Linked DNA regions of Homo sapiens: all the other regions are linked to region 2. Evidence: chromatin contacts called from ENCODE Hi-C or POLR2A ChIA-PET data. All regions are on one chromosome and are shown on one strand. Each heading gives the region's core, a stretch centred on a gene start or an enhancer-like site at or near the end of the contact. The rest is flanking DNA. Distances are from core to core; before and after follow the strand shown. Region 1 overlaps DGKG (diacylglycerol kinase gamma). Region 2 holds the start of EIF4A2 (eukaryotic translation initiation factor 4A2). Region 3 overlaps LOC100131635 (hCG1645011-like).

Region 1 (2,700 bases), core at 150-2,649, 540 kb after region 2:
CAGAGGATGGAGAGCCCAGGAGCACAGTGCATGACAGCCATCCTAACTGTGAGTGCTGGAGTGCAGGGGGCCGCTAGTGTGGCAAAGGGATGTGCTAATAGGAGGGCAGTGTCCACATGATGTAATAATGACTCTTATTGGCCTTGGAGGGAGTCCTTCGAGTGAAGTGATCAAGAAGCAGAAGCCAGAGTTTAATTTTGTTTTATTATCTAGTAAGCATGTTATCCAGTGCCACTAATTATTTCTATTGGTGTGGATGGTTAAGACTTAATATCTAATAGCATCTACCAATGTCAGGTTTCTGGTTTTGACAATATCCTATAGTTATATAAAATGTTATCATTGGGGGAAGCTGAGTGAACGGGACCTAGGAACTCTATGCTATTTTTGCAACTTAATTGTGAGTCAAAATATTCCAAAATAAAAACTATTTTAAAAAGAACTAGTATGGAAAGTCATTTCCAGAGACTCATGCTCAGCCCCAGACACAGGCTCCTGATCTCTAACTGCTCACAGACTCTCAGTCTCCCCAGAGGGCAAAGGCTTTCCCCTTCACTCACCCCTGAACTATCTATCTGTTCTCAGCGGGTCCGGGCTAGAGTGAAATAGCAAGGACTCCAGAGTCAACTGGCATAGGCTGTAAGAGTATTGGTGGTGCTAGCTCATCCCCCTGGAGGCAGTGTTGAGCCTCTGTTGGCTCCGCGGATGTGACCTGGAGCCCCACCATGCGATAGATAGAGTCCCAGGGTTGGCATGACTCAGCGAGTGCATGCGTGCGTCCCTTCCCTCCGCACTGCACTGTCATGACCACTCACCAAGGATCTGCTTTGTCTCTTTCACTTTCAGGACGCTTCCATTGCACACAGATTCCATGTGATGAGAGAGAAACATCCTGAAAAATTCAACAGCAGGTAAGCTGCAGGCCCGGCTGCGCTGCCACCCACCCAGTGTGGCCCTGGCGGAACAGAGGCCTTTCACCTGCTCTCTGGAAATTTTCCCAGCCAGGGCCGCTGGGGACTTGGCCTTCCTGCCACTTGCCGGAAGGAGGGTTTCCATTTCCAAGAAAAAAAAAAGTGTCAGAAACTTGGCGCAGGCTAACTGCCTGTCCTCTCCCAAAGGATCTGTGCAGAGGGCAGGGCTGGAGGGCAGGAGGTGGGTATGAAGGGCCTGCTTTTGCAGGGGAGGAGGTGGGAGGGCGTCTGCCCTTGTCTAACTGGAACCCCCGTCCTGAGTCTCTGCTGCTTCCAAGTACAGCGCCTCCAACCCCAGCCCCTCATGATTCTTTTGGGGAAGAGCAGGGAGGCTGGAAGAGACCCTAGCTTCTGTCGGTCTCAAATGGGAGGAGGTGGCAGCTCCGGGACTTGGACCAGGAGGACCAGAAGGGTGTCTCCTTTGCCTCCCCCGACAGCAGAGGGCAGCAGCAGAGAGGTACCTGCAAAGGCTGGAGACCCGGAACCCACTAAGTCCCAGCCTCAGCCTGGGCACTCTGTGAAGTCACCAAGTTAGGTTCAAAAATGAAAGGAAAGAGGAAACCAGATCATTTGCAAGAGAAAGCAAACCCTTCTTCCTTGTAGGATGAAATTTGCCAGAACTTAGTTGTGACTGACGTATAGCTACCCCTTTCTCCCTCTTTCCTTCTTTGTCTGTATCTTCTCATTAGTCAATTTTCATTCTTTCTTTCTTTTTCTTTGTTGTACTATTTCAAGATGACCACTATTTCAGACACTGTTCCCACCCCAACCCTAGGTAGGTTGGGAGAAGAATGGATAATGATTTGGACTTTGTTTTTGAGCCTAAAGGTGTTGACTTTTATTTAGCCCACAGAATTGTCTTTTTATTTATTTATTTATTTATTTATTTTTGAGATGGAATCTCACTCTGTCACCCAGGCCAGAGTGCAGTGGCGTGATCTTGTCTCACTGCAACCTCCTCCTCCCAGGTTCAAGCGATTCTCCTGCCTCAGCCTCCTGAGTAGCTGGGACTACAGGCGTGCACCATCATGCCTGGCTAACTTTTGTATTTTTAGTAGAGATGGGGTTTCACTATGTTCACCAGGCTGGTCTCAAACTCCTGACCTCAAGTGACCCGTCCTCCTCGGCCTCCCAAAGTGCTGGGATTACAAGCAAGAATTGTCCTTAAAAGAGAGGTTAGAGTGTTCATTGAAGACATTCATTTAAAGCCCAGGACCCATCATTTTCATCACTGGCCATTTTCATTCCTACTCTTTGTCCTGACCCCACAGCCTGAGAAGTCAACCAAGAAGAAGGAGGTCTTTTTAGAGGTCAGAAACTGAACACTATAGCTTCAGAAAGAGCGATCTGTGGGATCCGATAGCAGCTGAACGAACCTTTTAGGAAGTGCATCCTGCCACAGCATCTTCTTGCTCTCACACACACAGACTATACACACTCACTGCACACTAGGAACACGTGTACTTCCAGCCCCTGATACTATAGTCACAAACTTACAGTTCAGATGATCTCCTCTAACGGTCTTTTGCACTCCCAGATACACACAAACCACTTTTTTAAAAAGTACTCCTCTTCAACCCATTCCTCAGGCTTTTAAGGTCCTCTTTTCACACAAGTATCTTTTTTTTTTTTTTTTCATGGAGTTTCGCTCTGTTGCTCAGCCTGGAGTGCAGTGGCGCGATCTTGGCTCACTGCAACTTCCACCTCCTGGGTTCAAACAATTCTTCCG
Region 2 (2,700 bases), core at 165-2,664:
TGACTGAGCTTGAGCAATCACATCATACCCTAAAAAAAGTAGGATACACATTTACCGATCCCACATCAAATTGTCACTTCTACTTCACACCATGTATTCCATTTGGAACATTATGCCCAAATAATCAAGTGATCAGCAATGAGTATTCTCTTCATTTCAGGTCAGTCCCGAAAGATGATTGCCATCATTTCACTTTAAGGAATACAAACAGGTGCTAGTCCCCCAGAGGTTACTTTCCCTTTTATGGTTCATGTCTATGTAGAACAATTTCCTAAAAATGCCAGTTTCTTTTACCTTTAATACAGGGAATAATAGCTCTCTGCTGAATAGCGGAAGGCTTCTCAAAACCGTAAGCATAGATGCCACGAAGGAGAGACTCCTTTAAATTCATATCATCAAAGTTATCAACAATCTCATTCCAGTTGCTCTGTAAGTTAGAAAAAATAATGCACGCATAAATGAGATGAACACACTCACCTTTCCAAAGCTTCAAGATCCACAACCGTTTCTTACCTCGATGACACCATCGGGGTCCATTCCCTCTGGGCCGCCATGTTCTCTGCTGACAAGAATACTGCAGTCAGACACCCCTTCCAGGCCACCTCAACTGCACCTTAAGCGCATAGCCCTTTGCAACCCGTCTCAGCACGTTAGCCTCCCCTGCACAAGCTAAAGCAGCAGCCTCAGGGCGAATATCCACACTGTGCGCCTTCCCTAAAGGTTGGGGCCTGCGGATGCCCGGAAAGGCAGCCCCCCAGGCCCGAGCGCATGGCGATCCCGTTTCAACTGCGGAGCGTCTCGCGAGAGCTCGGAGCGCCGAACTCCGCCCCCAACAATGCGCAAGCCGGGTGATTGACGCGGGCGGAGCGGCCTGGCGAGGGCGATGCCAACGGTTCACCGGCACCGGTCCTGTCCCGTCGCCTCCGCGCCGTGGCCGAGTGGAGACCGCTGCCTCCAACCCTTCCCCAAGTAAAGCCTAGGACCCTCCCCCAACTCGTGTGGATGACCGAAAATAAAGCTTCGGGTCCTGGTTACAGTGTACCGAACTCGGACTGCGCCACGGCTTTTTACTCCATGTTTCCCGTGCTCTACACTGGGAAGGAAAGCAGCCGAAGTTTCGTAATGTCTTAGAGAGGAAAAACGCCCTTTAGCCACTGCTTTCGCACCACCGTCCTATCTCCCCACAATCCGGGCCCTACCCATCATGGAAGCTTCTGGAAGGGCACAGGAGTGCTGTACCCTAAGAAAACGTCCATTAATTTAGAGTTTTTGCCTCCGTGCCATCCACTATCATCTCCCCTGGCGCCCTATGACCTTCACTACAGACCGCGACCGCCAACAGACTGCATACCTGTTATAATCCGCGGAGCCACCAGACATGATCCGAAAAACCACTCAGCGCCCGACTGAAAAGACAGCGGCGCCCAACCACCCGTTTTTTATAGGCTCGTGGCCGGAACCCGTTTCTTGCGGAGGAATTTTCTCGCCGTGCTTCGGTCAGCTACAAAATTGTGATCCTGGGGTCGTTACCTCGGATAAAATCCTAAGCAAGTTGGTAGAAAAACCCAAATGTGGTAATTTCTCGATATTACAGGGTCGCTGGAAATCCTAGGGCCCGGGGTTGGGTTGGGACTCTTTACCTCGCGGCGGAAGAATATAGCTGCGGAGTTAGTTAAACCTCGCTTTCCCCGCCCGCCCTGCTCCTACGGGGTTTCCGCGTCCCTGACGCAGAGGCGGGCCGGGGGAGCCGCGCCGGAGCCGGAGGCGGAAACCGGAGATGCTGTTCGTCGGGCGGCCGGGGCTTCCCGCGGGTGACAGGTCCCGGCTCGCGGCTCGCTGCCGGCACTCAGGTGCGGGAGGGGAACTCGGTTATTCCGCTTGCTCCCACCGCTGTTTAATTCCACAATGAAGACCTGCCTGGCATTTAGCCCGACCGTTAACATCCATTCAGATCTTGGAAACGTAAAATTCCTGCTAGGGAAAATGTCGGCCACCCAGCGAGTCCCGGGAAGTCCGGTTTACCGGTACATTTTGCAGCGCGAGAAGGAAAAATGGAGTGTCATTTGCAGATGTCTCTGGAGTGGCCAATTCTATTCTCATATCATTTCCGGTCTCTCGCTTTCTTTTTAAGAGTGTTACTGATTTTAACCTAACAGGTGTGAGGAATGCCTGAAAAAAATCATAAACTTTTGCAAATGGATAGAAACTAAGCAGTAATTTTCCTTGGAACGCACGAATTTAAATGGACGCTTTGGCAGATACAGCTCTGTGCCGCTTTGGGACTACATCGGTTTTGATTCCGTCTATATTGGTCATTTTTTAAAGGCTGTAGACTTTGCCGATATATAGTGAAATGTTGATTTATTGAAATTCAGAGCAATAATATCCTTGCTGCGTAAACTGCACGGGTCTTTAAGCTCCAGACGTTTTCAATTAGCCCCATCTCAGGTCTCTCGACAAAAACAAAAAACAATATATGTAGTCATTTAACTTTAAAATACAACCCTACCCATGGTGCAAAATATCATCGAGACTATCAGGGTAACATTTTCTCATATTTCAGAAGGCCAACTTAAAGAATCATTACTGGGAAAGCTGACTCAATTTTCTATATTATAGAAGATATTCGGTTCTAAATACTACTTTTTTAATACAAAAATTATTTATTTATTTGAAAATTCTTATCGTGCCAGGAACTAG
Region 3 (2,700 bases), core at 122-2,621, 940 kb before region 2:
AAACTGCATTACCGCGTTGTAAAATATAGCTGTACAAATATAAGAATAAAATGTTGAAAAGTCAAACTGGCTTGGTCTGGAGGGCTTTTCTTGCGTTGGAATGGGGCCTGGCCTGCGTCTGACTCCCTCAGCTCCTAACCTAGTGGAAAAAGCTCTTGGAGGGAAGGGGCTGCTGGCTGCTGCATTCTCAAAAACGAGCGTCTTTTGAGATGAGGCTAGGTTCCTGGTACCTTGGCATGAACGCACATTTGGATCCCAGCACCAGGAGGGACTGCGGACTCCAGGCCCTTTCTGAAGAGCTCAGGTGGGAGATTTTGGAAGGACCTCCCACTCAGCTCTAGGCTAAGCACTTTTGTTTTGTTTTGTTTTGTTTTGTTGTTTTTTGAGACAGAGACTCGGATCTCAGCTTACTGCAACCTCCGCCTCCTGGGTTCCAGTGATTCTCCTGCCTCAGCCTCCCAAGTAGCTGGCATTACAGGTGCACGCCACCATGCCCAGCTAATTTTTTGTACTTTTAATAGAGAAGGGGTTTTGCCATGTGGGCCAGGCTGGTCTCGAACTCCTGACCTCAGGTGATCTGCCTGCCTCAGCCTCTCAAAGTGTTTGGATTACAGGTGTGAGCCACTATGCCCGGCCTAGGCTAAGCATTTAATGACTTCCCTCCTAGCTCTGCTGACACATAGATAGGCATCTCTTCTTCCTCTGAACCTCAGTTTGCCCAGTTTTGGAAGTGAGAAGGCCCATCTTGCTTTCTGGCTTCACGAACAATTTCTCTCTCCTCGGCTCATGGGGCAGTATGAAGGCATGTGGCCCCAGACATATATTTCTCAGCCTGAGTGCATCTGGGGCTTTTTGGTGTCTGCTGGGTGATTGGCAGACATCTGCAGACTCAGAAGCTTTATGAATGGTTAGTGGCCAAGCAAACCTCCATCCCTGCAGAGGTGCTCTGTCCCAAGAGCCCTGCGGCAGAACTCAGCCACCTCCTCCAGTGTGACTTGGGACAAGCACTTTCCCTCTGGGTCCCCTTTCCAACCTGTCCATGAGAGTGAACTACACCATTTATGATTCCCTGATTCAGATGTAAGTTCACCCTAGCTTGCTTTGCACCTAGTTTTATTTTACCTCAAAAAACGCCAAGGATCAAGTTTGACCTGAGAACAGTGAGGACAAGTGTGGTTCTGGTCACTGGCCCAGAGGAGAAGCCTGCACACCCCCCTTCCTGTTCCTGGGTGGCAGTGGGGAGAGCATGTGGAGTTGAGCCTGTCCCCAGGGCCATGGGCCCACTTGTTGGGCAGCCGTGTCCCTTGGCAGTGCCTTTGCAGCAGGCTCCGAGCACGTGCTGGGAAGCCATGGGAGCTGACCACCCAGCACCCCACAGAGAGCCTCAGAAAGGCACAGCACCCTCTGCCAGCTGCATGGCCTTTCAGCTCAGGTTTCCTTTGAAAATGACTTTAAAGGACTTGCCAGCTCGAGGCCTCAACTCACCCTGCTCTTTGAAAAGGGAGAAAATGATCCCTCTGCTCCCATAGAAACTTGGCAGGAGAACTTACAAAACAGACAGCTTCAGGAATGACAATTCACAGGCCTAAGGGAAGCTGGCCCCAGGGTCCCTTTGCTCCCAGAGTACCTCCAAGTTTGTTTGCATTTCATTACTGTTTAATAGAGAGATGGAGGGGCGAGGGCAGATAGTGTGGGTGGCCATTTAAACAAAAGGGAAGATCAAAGAGTGAGTAACTGCAGCCAATTGACAATCAATAATAACTAAAAAGAAAAGTCTCTAAGCAGATAAGCCAGGGCAAAGGGAATATAAAATGTTTACTAAAAAGCAAGATGTAAATGCAGCTTTTCACCCATACATGGAACATGCGTGGTGTTCTACATTGTGGGATTTTTAGAGGATAGGTTTCTGAGGATCAGTGTGATGAGGATGTGTAAGGGGTAATCCCAGAGAAGCGGGGTGGTTAGAATTATGCAGAGCTATTTAGTAGTTGGAAGGGAAGGGGTGGTTAGAATTATGCAGAGCTATTTAGTAGTTGGAAGGGATGGGGTGGTAAGATCACCTAGCTCAAATCTTGCACCTGACCCATGAAAGGATTGAGGCAGGAGGGCTGAAGGCACTTTCCTACTGCCGCCCAGAGCCTGGGGTGGAGAGTGGAGAACAGGCTCCTGCTCTTTACACAACCCTAAGGGAAGGAAAACCAGAGGCAAATGTTCCATTTTAATTTTTAATATTTATTTATTTATTTATTTATTATTTTATTTTTCTTAGAGATGGAGTCTTGCTCTGTCACTCAGGCTGGGGTGCGGCAATGGCACCATCATAGCTCACTTGAACTCCTGAGCTCAAGCAATCCTCTTGCCTCAGCCTCCAGAGTAGCTGGGACTACAGGGGCCACCACCATGCCTGGTTACAAATGTTCCGTTTTAGACATGGGGAAATGGAAGGAGGAACTAGTCCAAGGTCCCGCAGCTAAAGGTGTCCGGGTAGGCTGAGTTCGCACAGTGGTTGTCATTAGAACTTTAATCAGTTCAATTCAATTGTTAGGCCTCAGGCTTCTTGGAGAAATGAGCTATTCCCTTTGAAATCTGGGTTTCCATTTTCTCTCTCTGTCTCACTCATAGTAATAATTAATAATAAGGCTGGTCACGGTGGCTCACCCCTGTAATCCCAGCACTTTGGGAGGCCGAGGCAGATGGATG

Evidence for each region. A loop is a pair of places that touch in the nucleus more often than their neighbours do. ChIA-PET counts read pairs that join two places held with the same protein, here RNA polymerase II (POLR2A). Pooled maps may share reads with other maps.
Region 1: a loop to region 2 is called in a pooled map, with 2.9 times the contacts of the local background. The contact joins the enhancer-like site here to the promoter of EIF4A2 in region 2. A Hi-C loop is called at or near these places in 1 of 168 maps with a recorded cell type or tissue (B cell), 3 of 37 single-sample maps with no recorded cell type and 5 of 50 pooled maps. POLR2A ChIA-PET finds 5 or more read pairs at or near these places in 2 of 52 experiments (H1 and activated naive CD4-positive, alpha-beta T cell).
Region 3: a map of gastrocnemius medialis shows a loop between it and region 2 (4-fold over the local background). The contact joins the enhancer-like site here to the promoter of EIF4A2 in region 2. A Hi-C loop is called at or near these places in 1 of 168 maps with a recorded cell type or tissue (gastrocnemius medialis) and 2 of 50 pooled maps.

The regions. Positions count from the first base shown.
Region 1 is chr3:186,240,715-186,243,414 of GRCh38, reverse strand. DGKG (diacylglycerol kinase gamma) reads left to right here. Exons shown (of 25, transcript NM_001346.3): 20 at 847-911. Among named protein-coding and RNA genes, the nearest start is that of DGKG, 120 kb to the left of the region's middle. RefSeq lists an enhancer at 1,112-1,161. Within about 2 kb of position 1,399, at least 18 of the 41 ENCODE cell types and tissues checked have a DNase peak (open chromatin) inside an H3K27ac peak, as active enhancers do.
Region 2 is chr3:186,782,291-186,784,990 of GRCh38, reverse strand. EIF4A2 (eukaryotic translation initiation factor 4A2) reads right to left here and starts at 1,414. Exons shown (of 11, transcript NM_001967.4): 1 at 1,352-1,414; 2 at 514-559; 3 at 295-427; 4 at 1-29. The coding sequence starts at 1,380. SNORD2 (small nucleolar RNA, C/D box 2) reads right to left here and starts at 195; the gene lies at 126-195. RefSeq lists an enhancer at 509-738.
Region 3 is chr3:187,718,747-187,721,446 of GRCh38, reverse strand. All of the region lies in intron 2 of LOC100131635 (hCG1645011-like), which reads right to left. BCL6 (BCL6 transcription repressor) reads left to right here. Exons shown (of 10, transcript NM_001706.5): 10 at 1-66. Among named protein-coding and RNA genes, the nearest start is that of RTP2, 18 kb to the right of the region's middle. Within about 2 kb of position 1,371, at least 5 of the 41 ENCODE cell types and tissues checked have a DNase peak (open chromatin) inside an H3K27ac peak, as active enhancers do; they include gastrocnemius medialis, where a contact is called at or near this core.